Linked DNA regions of Homo sapiens: region 1 is linked to region 2. Evidence: chromatin contacts called from ENCODE Hi-C or POLR2A ChIA-PET data. All regions are on one chromosome and are shown on one strand. Each heading gives the region's core, a stretch centred on a gene start or an enhancer-like site at or near the end of the contact. The rest is flanking DNA. Distances are from core to core; before and after follow the strand shown. Region 1 overlaps LPP (LIM domain containing preferred translocation partner in lipoma). Region 2 overlaps LPP (LIM domain containing preferred translocation partner in lipoma).

The links. Hi-C counts contacts between places; a loop is a spot of excess contacts on that map. ChIA-PET counts read pairs that join two places held with the same protein, here RNA polymerase II (POLR2A). Pooled maps may share reads with other maps.
Region 1: a map of endothelial cell of umbilical vein shows a loop between it and region 2 (9-fold over the local background). The contact joins two enhancer-like sites. A Hi-C loop is called at or near these places in 1 of 168 maps with a recorded cell type or tissue (endothelial cell of umbilical vein) and 3 of 50 pooled maps. POLR2A ChIA-PET finds 5 or more read pairs at or near these places in 4 of 52 experiments (OCI-LY7, PC-9, activated B cell and 1 more).

The regions. Positions count from the first base shown.
Region 1 is chr3:188,504,250-188,510,868 of GRCh38, forward strand. All of the region lies in intron 5 of LPP (LIM domain containing preferred translocation partner in lipoma), which reads left to right. Among named protein-coding and RNA genes, the nearest start is that of LPP-AS1, 61 kb to the right of the region's middle. Within about 2 kb of position 3,377, at least 5 of the 41 ENCODE cell types and tissues checked have a DNase peak (open chromatin) inside an H3K27ac peak, as active enhancers do.
Region 2 is chr3:188,293,165-188,299,188 of GRCh38, forward strand. The region is part of intron 2 of LPP (LIM domain containing preferred translocation partner in lipoma); the gene reads left to right. Among named protein-coding and RNA genes, the nearest start is that of FLJ42393, 120 kb to the left of the region's middle. Within about 2 kb of position 1,952, at least 18 of the 41 ENCODE cell types and tissues checked have a DNase peak (open chromatin) inside an H3K27ac peak, as active enhancers do.

The sequences.
Region 1 (6,619 bases), core at 2,127-4,626, 210 kb after region 2:
CAGTTATTGTAATTTTCATTTCCACAATTGCTTTTTTTTCTTTTTCTGTATTGATATTCCCATTTTATTCATGCATTGTTTTCTTAACTTTCTCCTTGCTTCCTTTAGTTCTTTCAGCATGTTTAAGACAGTAGTTTTAAAGTCTTCGTCAGGTAGATCCCCCATCAGGTCTTTTTTAGAGACAGTTTCTGTTGGTTTATATTTTTGTTTTGAATAGACCGTGCTATCCTGTTTCTTTGTATGTCTTTTGATTTTTTGTTGTTGTTGAAAATTGCATATTTGAAACTAATAATGTAGAGCCCTGGAAATCAGACCTTTTCTCTTCCCCAAGGTTTACTGTTACCGTTTGTATTTTGTGGGGTTATTGTTGCCAGTCTCTGTGCTAAGTATTAGCTTTTTTTGTTAACTTGTGGTCTTAAGTATTTTCTGAGCCTGCATGTTTCCCTGGTTATGTGCCATGACTTTCTCATTTCCTCTGTTGTTTTCAAATGCCCTGGTTATCAAGGTCTGTCTCCCAAAATGAGAAAAAGTAAAAAATAAAGGAAGAAAAAAAAAAAAAGGACTGGCCTTTTGAGTCCCATGGAAGTCACTTCAGCTGGAGTGAGAGGGGCAACACTAATGATAGTTGCCCCTTTTTCTTTATGTGTGTGATTAAAAGCAGCAATTAATGTTCAGTCCACAGATCCTTGATATATGGAAGACAGGTCCTTTTTGCCCAGCTTGGATCATGTAAGCTGTATGCAAGCTGCTTCAAGTACATGTGCACAGATGCCTGCCAAGGATCTAAGAGGTGGGGTATAGGTAGTTGCTATTGTGCTGAGATGTAAACTTTACCTAAATTAACCACAACTTACCATCTAAAGCTTCCCTCCAGAAAGTAGACTCCTTTAATAGACTCTGGACTTCCAAAATAAGTTGTTGATATAGATGGTGGCAGTGCAATCGTTGTCTAGGTGGAAAGACAGATTTGTGGTGCCTCCTGCTTTGCCATATTCTCAGAATCCCTTTCACTTCCTTCGATTTTTACTAAGCAGAACTAACTTCCTTAATTCCTCTGCCATGCCTGCAACTATTCCTTTTCTCCCTTCTTTACCACCCCCTCCTCCTTTCTCCCTGTCTCTAAATTTAGGTTCCCACTCAGAGTTCTCACTTTGACCTTCCGTTTTCTCTCAGTAGATGTCACTACTCTAATAAGATCAACTTTGATCTTTCTTTATCTAATTATTTGAACTGCTTGTGACTTGGTACTGTGTTTTCCTTTGACAAGTTTTGTTTCATTTATCCATGAGATCTTTTCATAGATAACACCTGCCTTTTCACTTTCAATGTATCCCTAATTCTACTCATCATCTTACTCAAAGGCTTACATTCTGTTAGACATACCATTATATTTTCTAGTCTTGCCAACTAAATCGTGTTCATTGATGATATATCTTGCTTTCTTTGTATATCTATCACCAAGGCTTACAGGATTATTTCAATCTCTTTATTTTCTTGCCCATCATCCTAGTTCATATCTTCTGGGTTACAACCTACTCATTGCCTTCATTCTATCTTTTTCACATTCCAACTGCATATCTGTAACCACTTAGTGGTTTAAAAAATATTATTTTCTTCCTTTGGCTTTTCCACATTAAATTTCTCCTCTTGGTTTATTTTTCAGAGTACTCTATGACCTACCTCATCCTATGTAGCACACTGTATCTCCCACTGTCCTTTTTATACAGTCCTTGCTCTTTTGAAGCTCATATCGTCATTGTCAGCTTCATATGCCAAGCCAATTTTTCTTGTGTCTTTCTCAATACCTGATGAACCCTCATATCCTCATTTTTAGAAGCCTAACTCTACTATTTTACTCATACGTGTCTGACAACTGGATCATCTTGATCTCTCTCTTCTCTGCATCCTCAGTCTTTTGATTGAGTCATGTGATGTGGTGGCATGAGCCCAGGGTTTAGGGCTAAGAAACCCTGCTCTGTTGCTTATCACTGCATTTCCCATCTTTACATGCAAAAATGAGGATATTAATAACAATTTTTAGAAGGTTATTTTGAGGACTAATTAAGATAATGTAGAGTATCCAACAACTGCTGGTTCAGAGTAAAGGCTACTATGAGTCAGTTAATAAATAGATTTATTAATGCTGTTTGATTTTTTCTGCCACTTAATATATACCCTTTTGTGGGGTAATGTAATCATTGCATGTACATTAATCTTGCCACCAAACTTTATTTTATAAGCCAGAATCATAAAATAACATGGGAGACTTGTAGAAATTATTTAAAATCACAAATCGTAGAGCACCAGATTTGACATGGTCCTAACCCCTCTGCCCTTTCTTGTGATGAGGAAACTGGAGCCTAAATTTCTTAAGTGAACTGTTCATGGTGACACAGTTACTAGGAGAGCTGGTCCTAACCACAACTAGAGATTTCTGGACTCCCAGGCCTCTGCTCTTTCCATTACCTTCTTGTTCATTTATTTTAGCAATTGCCTGAAGGCAGGATCACAACCCATATTTCTGTATCACCCATAACCTTTATTTTCATTTCATTTTATTTTTTTTGAGATGGAGTCTTGCTCTGTTGCCCAGGCTGGAGTGCAGTGGCGCAATCTCGGCTCACTGCAAGCTCCGCCTCCCGGGTTCACGCCATTCTCCTGCCTCAGCCTCCCAAGTAGCTGGGACTACAGGCGCCCACCACCACACCTGGCTAATTTTTTGTATTTTTAGTAGAGACGGGGTTTCACTGTGTTAGTCAGGATGGTCTTGATCTCCTGGCCTCGTGGTCCACCTACCTCGGCCTCCCAAAGTGCTGGGATTACAGGCATGAGCCACCACGCCCGGCCCATAACCTTTATTTTATTGCGAGAAGATAGAATAGCTACTTGATTGATATTTGTGGCTTGATTGATCTATTCTTTCTTCGACTGTGCAATAGGAATTCTCTGGGAAAGGACTATGAAGTCTGTATACTTATCACCCTTTTGATGCTTTTGGGGTTGTTGTAAGCATGCAAAGGGTTCATTGTGCACTGCTTCTGTATACTGACTCAGGGTGGTGGGGAGAGGAAATGGGAGAGGAAGTTATATACATCTTGAGCAAATCAAGCTTTTCTATTTTTAGTCCTTGCTACTGTTTGGAAAGTACAGCCTCTGTTCATGGCAGTCTGGCATGTGTTTCCTTAGTGCCATTTCGAAAGGGGGAAAAAATAAATATGGGAATTTTTTTTTTTTGTAGTGAAAATAGTTACTCAGTGAAATCACATAAGTTTCCCGTTTTTCTCTTGATGAAACCTCAAACCCACTAGGCACAGATTCCTCAACCTCAACTATGCATGTGAAAGGCTCATGCAGAACAGGAGACCAGAGTCAGCAAAACCTTGTATAGCAAGATAAGCTGTGGTGCCCCAGAGAAGCGCGGATGGGTGGCGGAGGTGGGGAAGGCAGGGAAGGGAATGGTGATGTTCTTTCATATTTAGTGGGGAACTTGGCCAACTACCAGATCGTTGCCCCCTGGAAAAGGCTGAAACCTGAACTAAGATAAAGAGACACATAGCTTTGCAGCTTTTTGCTTAAGCTGTTCCTTTTGCTTCAGTTTCTGTCCTTGGTAAAAGTTTCCCTGACTGCTTTATAGCTACTCCCCCAATTCAAATAAATAATTTTTCTTTAATAGTTGTGATGGCATTTGGGAGATTTTTCCAATCTAAGGCTATATCATTAGGACACGATAAAGAGCCTTTTATGCTAGTAAATAAAATGATTTGATCTGTATTTAGATGGATTGCTATAACATAGTGGTACTCAAGTGATCAGAAATGGTGATGACAGAGTGTCTTGGAGTCACCTTCAGGGGTCCATTGAGGCAGACAAGGACCTTAACCAAGGTGGTGGCCATGACCATGGAGAAGGGGAACAAGAATCAAAAGCAATTTGGAAAGAGGGGGCTTATGGGAAAGAGAAGAGTCCAGGATGCTTGGCAGGATTGTGACTTTCTTCAGGGAGAATACATATCCTTCCTGTCCTAGTATGTGGCAAATGGAAGAATCCTTTGGAAAAAAATGAGGACTTTGAAGCAGGTGTGATGTGAATGTTACTAGAGGAAATGTTGATACCAATGAGCAAATATTGCCCTTTGTTAATGAAAGGGACTATACAGTCTCCAGACATAAACAGCTCTGCCTAGACAAAATTGTAGCAGTAGGGTGAGAATAATGCATTGCTATAATTAATGCTAATTTGTGGATATTGCTGTATTGTTGTCATTGTTTTTTAATTGAATATGTATTAAGCTCCAACAGGGTGCTATGAATAATGCCAACTTATAGTTGATTTATGAGAACACTCAGAAGACTTTATTAACACCAGTAAATGGAAACTCGCACTCCTTCGAGGTGGTAAACGTCTTTGCCATTTCGACAGATGAGGAGAAGTGAAGTAGATTGTGTTTTCTCTGTTGGCACTGCGGGTGAGAACACAGAAACTGTCGAATGAGAGAAAAGTATTTTCCTTGTCCCCTGGAATTGGGTTAGAATACATTAGTAAAGAATTCTTTAATGTGTTCAGAGTTGTGGGATTTTAATTAAATTGTTCCAGTTATTGTTAGCACTTGGATTAGCAACTGGCAACCAAATTCTAGGCCAGCAGATTTCAAATTTAGCATGGACAAGAATTGGGGTGAGGCCGATGGGTTTGTTAAATGCCAATTATTAGGCCCTGCCTTCAAAGGTTTAGATTTGGTAAATCTAGGAGGGGGCTTAGGAAAATCTTATGTTCATGGATATCGAAGGTGCTTCTGTCCTCAAAGGTTGCTAGCTTCCTTTCAAAACTCCAGTATTTTCTTATTTTAGGACGTATCTTTGGCCACCAAAATCTAGCTTCACCTGAGACCAAGGGCTTTTTATTTAATAGCTGCAAATTCTCTTATAACACACCAAGTATAATCCTGTAATCCTCTTTTATACACAACATACCACCAGAAAACATGTGCAGAAGACTTACCGTATGCTTAGCATTCTAGTGGACACATGATTTCTACTACCTTATTTCACCTGGTCTCCAAAATATCCCTGTGGGGTTGGTATTATTGCTCCCTTATTTCATAAGAAGACACTAAAACTAAGAGTATACGACTTGGTCAAACATCACATCCAGTTTAATCCTTTCTATCTTAACCTGGTTAGGCATATATTTTACTTTAAGTTTGAACAACAGGTGGGATTCTTTTTGGCACTGACAGAGTTTGCAGTTGACAGTAGAGACTGTAAACTCGGCTTAAGTGGACCCGTCCCATAAAGAAAAACATTCACATTGGAACAAGGGAGAGGTGAAAAGGAAAGTTGGAAGTGAGTAATTCAACTTTTCATTTTTTTTTGTCCCCTTCCTTCCTTCCTTCCTTCCTTCCTTCCTTCCTTCCTTCCTTCCTTCCTTCCTTCCTTCCTCTCTCTCTCTCTTTTCTTTTTTTTTTTTTGAGTCTCACTCTGTCGCCCAGGCTGGAGTGCAATGGCATGATCTCGGCTCACTGCAAACTCCGCCTCCTGGGTTCAAGCGATTCTCCTGTTTCAGCTTCCCAAGTAGCTGGGATTACAGTTGTGTGCCACCATGCCTGGCTAATTTTTTTTTTGTTGTTTTTTTTTTTTTTTTTGCATCTTTAGTAGAGATGGGGTTTCACCATGTTGGCCAGGCTGGTCTCAAACTTCTGACCTTGTGATCCGCCTGCCTTGGCCTCCCAAAGTGCTGGGATTAGAGGCGTGAGCCACTGCACCGGGCCTGTCTCATTTCTTTAATACGAGGTACTAAACTGTCACTGAGTAAATAGTAGACATTTGATTATTATTTGACTCTGAATATTTTTTGAAAAAAGGAACATTTCATAAGAAAGCCTGAAATGAGACATGAGCAGAATTCTGGGGTATAGAAATGATTTTTAAGTTGAGACAAGAATAGTGAAGCTTGAGACGACATTATTCCTTGCCTCCTTTAGACTTTCTTCAGCCTCCACCTAGCAAAGTAAAAGTCTTGTCATAGCAGTCTGTTGCATTGTATTCCCTGGGTCTAAGGCAGAAATGTGTACGTGCTCCAATAACCCTTGTTTGTTGTGCTGTGGAATCACGTTCATTTCTGATTAAGGTGAAATCAGTAGCTTTCTGATACGGTCTCTCACTCACTTTTTATCAATGGCAACCTTTTTCCTAAAAATAGGAATTTCTGCTGGGAGTGTTTTAATATAAATTGTCTGTGCTCAGCCTGAAATATGTGTGATTCATACCATGTGTTTGTTCCCACATCAACACTAAGTCCCAAGATACAATTACCCCTGCCCACTCTCTCCTTCGTCATGGGGAATGTGTTTATCCTTTAGATATCAGCACCTTGGGTAAGAGCCAATCTCCTTATATGCCTTGGTTTGCACACCTGCATTGTCTGACCACAGCTGACCCTTTGAGTCTGCTCTTACTCTATTTTTACCTTAAAGAACACTCGTGTTTGCCAAGTACACTTGCACATTGCAGAGTTCCTTCTATATCTTTATGCTCATGTTGTAAATATGTTAAATACTTGTTCTCCATTTAAGGCCTTCTCAATTCTGTCGCCATATAGCTCTCTCTGATTTCTCTATTCA
Region 2 (6,024 bases), core at 702-3,201:
ATTAATTATAATGGTGGCGCACAGCACATTATAGGTATTTATTACTAAGTGGTTGGGTTTAATATCTTAAGAAGCAGAAAATGTGGTTTTTCTTGAGAGAGAGATGGTTTTGGATGTTGTTCCTCTAGTATATTCTAAGCCTGCCCGCCTGGGGCTCTGTAACTATGGCTCCTAACGTGGGGAGCCCACAATCTAGCTATATCATGTTAGCGAGAGCTCTTTGTATACTGAAACAATAAACTTACCATCTTGATGAGTTTTACATGTAGAATGGCTTAGGTTATAAGGTACTGCCACCTCATTCCACTGTTGAGAATTGTCTAATGCAAAGCTCACTTTTTAAACATGGATAATTGGACAGTCATGAGTGGATCATCGAAGGGATAAGCAAAATATATGTCAAACTGAGAATTAATATCTATCAAAACACTTGCTATTATTTGGTAGATGGGAGGTTATTTTATTTTTAAGAAGTAGATTGGCTGAATGGAAAAGCAAAATGTGGCATAAAATAAAATGGGATATTGTTCAGCAGTGAAAGGAATAAAGTACTGATATGGACTACAACATGGATGAACCTTGAAAACATTATGGCAAAGTGAAAGAAGCCAGTTACAAGGCCGGGCACCATGGCTCATGCTTGTAATCTCAGCACTTTGGGAGACCGAGGTGGGTGAATCACTTGAGGTCAGGAGTTCGAGACCAGTCTGGACAACATGGTGAAACCCCCGTCTCTACTAAAAATACAAAAATCAGTTGGGCGTAGTAGTGTGTGCCTGTAATCCCAGCTACTCAGGATGGTGAGGCAGGAGAATGGCTTGAACCCGGGAGGTGGAGGTTGCAGTGAGCCGAGATCTGCCCTCCAGCCTGGGTGACAGAGCCAAACTCTGTCAAAAAAAAAAAAAAAAAAAAAAAAAAAGCCAGTTATGAAAGACCACATATTATATGATTCCATTTATGTGAAAAGCCCACAATAGGCAAATCTATAGAGTCTGTAGCGATAGAAAGTAGTGGTTGCCGGCAGGGTTGGGGTAGAGGATAGGTAGTGATTGCTAATAACTGTGAGTTTCTTTTTGGGATGCTGAAAATGCTCTTTATATGGTGGTGATGATTGCACAACACTGTGAAATACTAAAAACAGAACCGTAAACTTTAAATGGGTGAATTGTATGTAAATTATATCTCAATAAACCTGTTTTAAAAAGTGGATTTCCCTTTAATCTATTCTCTGAGGATTGCTTCAGGGATTCAAAATAGTGCATAGTGCCAAGTTTTAAACTCATATTGATTTGTTTTTGGTAAATAAGTCATGCATGCTTAACAATGGTGAACACACTTAAGGAAAAAGTGGTAACACAACTAGAGCCACCAAACCGAAGCAAGTATATTTCCACCTAACTTCATGCACGTTTTTTTCTCAGAAGCTTTAAAAATTTATACTTTCTCAAATGTTGATTAATGAGATATCTGATAAGAAATAACAGGGTACTGACAGTCCTGATTGTATAAATAGGCATTAGGGATTGTGTTCATGGTTTGCTTGTCAGCACAAGAGAAATGTGTGATTATGTTGAATGATAGTTAATTTTCTTATCCACCCATTTTAAAAATAAAGATGTACAGCTAGAAAACAGGTGCCCAGGGAATAGAGGAGACCTGCAGCTTTGATAATGAGCCCCAGAAAGAAACTAGAAGGAACAAGCTCCCGCTTAGGAGGTGCCGTTCGAGTCCTGGCCAGTGTCTGACTGTAGCTGATGGGTTTAGAGAACTGTGGCTGGCTTCTCACAAAGGATTTTTTCATTTACTCTTGTTTTGTGTTTGAGTATAGACAGCTTTTCCCATCCTCCATCAGGGTCATTGTCCCACCTTCTCTGACTCACTTATTGTGTCAACAGAATTAAAAGAGCAGCCGGTGGACGTGTGTAGAGGCTGAAGGAGAGCTGTGTTGCTAGCTTTGTATTTGAACGGTTCGTACACAAACAGTTCTCTTTGATTAAGTATCCGGTGAAACCAATTCACATGAACTCCAATTAAACTTTAATGAACAAGTGGGTGTATTAATATCAGCTGAGTAATGCAGGCAGCACAGATTCCAGTAAGTGACTCACTTCTCTGAGCAGCTCATTCCCCATGCACGGTTAGAGTTACTAGAAAGCTTCCAGCTATATTTGAGTGGATCTGGTCTGGGCCTTGTAATTCTAACAATCCTCAGGGCTCGCTATTCATCTAGTGACAAAACCACAGTCATCCAGACCTCTGTTTTCAGAGCAAAGATTGGGGATGAAGAGTTTTGTTCACATTGAGCAATTAGGCCCTTCGTTGAGCAGTGACCATTTGGACTTTTATTTTCCTCATCTTCCCATTTTTGTTTTTTTGTTATTTTATTTTTTAGAGACAGGGTCTCACTCTGTAGCCCAGGCTGGAGTGCAGTGGTGTGATCACAGCTCACTGCAGCCTCAGCCTCTTGGGCTCAAGCAATCCTCCCGCCTCAGCCTCCCGAGTAACCTGGAACAACAGGCATGCACCACTGTGCCCACCTACAAAATTTCTGTAGAGATGGGGTCTTGCTATGTCGCCCAGCTTGGTGTTGAACTCCTGAGCTGAAGTGAGCCTCAGCCTCCCAAAGCGCTTGGATTATAGATATGAGCCCCGTGCCCAGCCTTTATTTTGTTTTTAAGTGAGAATTATTTTTTTCTTAAACCCAGGGGCAGTGTAGGTGAAGGTTAAGGCAGTGAAGATAGAACAGTCAGTTTTGAAATGCACATAGCCTTCCTGAGCCTCACTTTCACCACATCTGCCAGTCTGCCTCAAGTCTTTAAGTTTCCCTACACCAGAGGCAGCAAGGTGTGCCTGGAATGATGAATTCCTTTGAGCACAGACCCTGTTCCATCTAGAGACTGATGACTGTACCTATTTCCTAGGAAAGGTTAAGCAAGATCGTGAATATAATGCTCTTCGTTTCATGCCGGCACATAATAAGTTCCCACTAAATGTTTAACTTGGTCCACTGGGGGAAGGATGAGAAGGAGGATTTGGAGATAAATGAGACTTGGCCCTTGACAATTCAGGAGCTTGGAGTCTTATAGAGATTTGACTTAAAAATGTCTGTGTAACTCCAGAGTGATAAAGACAAAAATGCTTGAAAAAGATAAGTGAGGATTCGGGGGATGGAGGAATCCCAGAGGTTGGCCCCGTCTGAGAAGGCTGGAGGTTAGGGTAGGAAGAGGTAAGGGTTTGGGAAGGTAGTTCTAGGCTGACTGAAGAGTGTGAGCAAAAGCAGAGGCAGGGATGTATCCAGGTATCAGATAGTGCACATTTAGTGTGGTTACAGTAGGTGATAATTTAGGAGGCTGATTGAAACTGAATTTAGCCTCTGCCTTAGTCACCAAGTCCTTTCCCAGCTCCACTTGCTGTTCTCTCTCTCATTCTCTCCTACCTATATTGAAACCAGTTGAAAATAATGGAGTCACACAGAGGCAGATGGCAATAATGTCCAGGTTGTGGAACATTAGCTCATTGGGCTTGCTAATGCAGCACCCATGAATGAAATTTACCCTCTTCCTCTCAGATAGCTCCTGCACTCAATAACTCCCATTTAGGGCACACTGTGCATAAAGCTCCCAACCATGAAGAGCAGGGAGGATCTGCCTCTAACAGTCAGGTAACTCACAAAGACTGGAAGGAAGTGACTGGGTTACACATGGCCAGTTTCTTCTCCAAACTCAATAATTGGGTAACTCTCTGCCTCCTCATCTGAGAACAAGGGAGTGGGAGGGAGGCAAACAAGAAAAGAGAAGAAGCAGTGGAGAAAGGAGACGTTCTGCAGTGCCAGGCTTCTTGCCCCACACTCTTCCCAAATGTCAACATAGTTCCTTTAGGGGAAAAAAGTGGGAGGCTAGAATGGTAGGACAGGGCCACAATATGGAAGTGAAAAACCAGGGGCAGTTTCCTGAGCAGGGAATGATGTCATTCGATCTATAATTCAGTCTGGTTAATCTACTTATGCAACACCAATTGAAGGACACACTTAGATAACTCAGCCTTGAGTCAACAAATCTTGTGTAACACTGCCAAGGTCCATAGTGCAAGAATCAGCCCCCACTTCGGAAATAACAACCACCCCTCAGTGCCAAATTTTGGACATTGCTTGTAAATTTCAGACTCCTTCCCTCCAAGATACTGTTTTAGAGAATGTCGTAGGGTAAAAAATTCCAAGGGGTAAAGACATAAATTCCGTAATACTACAATAGATGGGAGGCTCTAATCAAGTAGATAAATTCTATTTTTGGAATTGTGAATAAAGCAGAAAAGATTCTTGGAAATCAGGAATTGAATAGATTGATGGTACAAATGAGAGACTATATGTTGCTTAAAGAAAACAAAAGATTGCCTATCAGGTTTTAAAATGTGAGTCAGTAGTTTATATAGTGATTCAAGCTGAACAGCTATCTTGGTTATTAACTAAAATCTTTTCTTTCCCCTTCCATTTTATATATGAAGAAACTATTAATACAAAAGTCATTATCAAAGGACACTGGGGCTAGGTTTCATTACCCAGCTTAATCCTTAATTTCATATTGAGCATTTCATATTGAAGTGAAACAATAAGGATATGTTTCTAGAGACTGATGAGACAACTGAATTGGACTTGGTTTTGACATTCAAAGGGATCAGGTAGAGGTACTTAGTTGAGCTCACTACTTCATTTTGGCAAAAGACATATGTCATAGAAATGTAGTAGCCATGATGGATTATGTATCTTTGAATTGGGAGCCTATGACAAATTTTCTCCAATGGGAAGTTTCTTCAGAGCCTATCATTGTTTCAACAATAATTAAAGTAATTTACAGAGAATGTGCTCATCTACTTTTACCTACTGTTATCTTTTTTCCAAGTTAATAAACTGAATATATTGTATAGATTGGTTGATAGCCTTCCTGAAATGAACATCCTTTGCAAACCTATCTCTCCAAACCCAAATCCTGCCCAAATTTCCCAATTGTGGTAGCAAGCCCAATGAGCTCCTGATACGATCCTAATAGGATCCTCTTCTCTGGAAATCCTCGACAGATCACACTTCTCTTTTCTTGGGAACAGCTTTCTGTTTCCTTGTCCAGAATGGATGCCGTTCTGTTATCCTGGTCACTCTCTGGGCCCCCTCCCTTTGTCCACCATGAGCACAGGCTACTGGCCACTGATCCTCCTGGGGGCACTAGCCTGGCTACCCCATTGCTTATTTTACCTTTGCTTCTCTTAAATACCATTGTTGGTGATTGCTCCACACAGCAATTGTTCTCACCTAAGTCTGTGGATAAGACTCACTTAGGGAGGTTTTACCAGAATTCAGCTCATCTCCCTAAATGTTTGGGTCTGGACTAGGGCACACACTTCTCGTGAGGCGCTTCTCATGAGTACCCCTTCTCAAACTTTACGGGTATCAATTTACTTATGGCCTGCAGTGCATAAAGTGAAAGCTTTCTGAAAAGACATTTAATCCATCGGTATGAGGATGAAAAAGACACACTCAGGGCATGAAAAGAGTGAGAAGGTCACAAAAAGGGTGTGGTCTCAGCTGGAGAGGAAGCTGAACAATCCTATAAAGGAACAAAAGCTCAGCGTCCTGACCATCTGTTTCTTTCTACCCCAGGCCCATTCCCATCATGAGTATTTATTCTGCCCAGTGTGGGATGGGTTCTGTTCTAGAAGTTTGCATGAGCAGAGGGAAGCTTAGCCCCATGAGGCCAGTCATGAGGCTCCATCTTATTCTATAGGCTTCAGCCTTTTTATGAAGACCTAGCTTCTACTCTTGCCCCAGGCCCTAAGCAGGCCCAGACTTTTCCCATATACACACACTCTCTCTCTAACTTATGTGTCTTACATCTTAATAAGGCAGCAGATTGTATCAGAATCAGTTAACTCTTTATCAAAAAACCCAGAGCAGACAGACGGGTGAACTTGCTCATGGGCTGAGCTAGAAGGGAGGCCACTTTTCCTTCACACAGCCTCGGACTCTCCCTGGGCTTT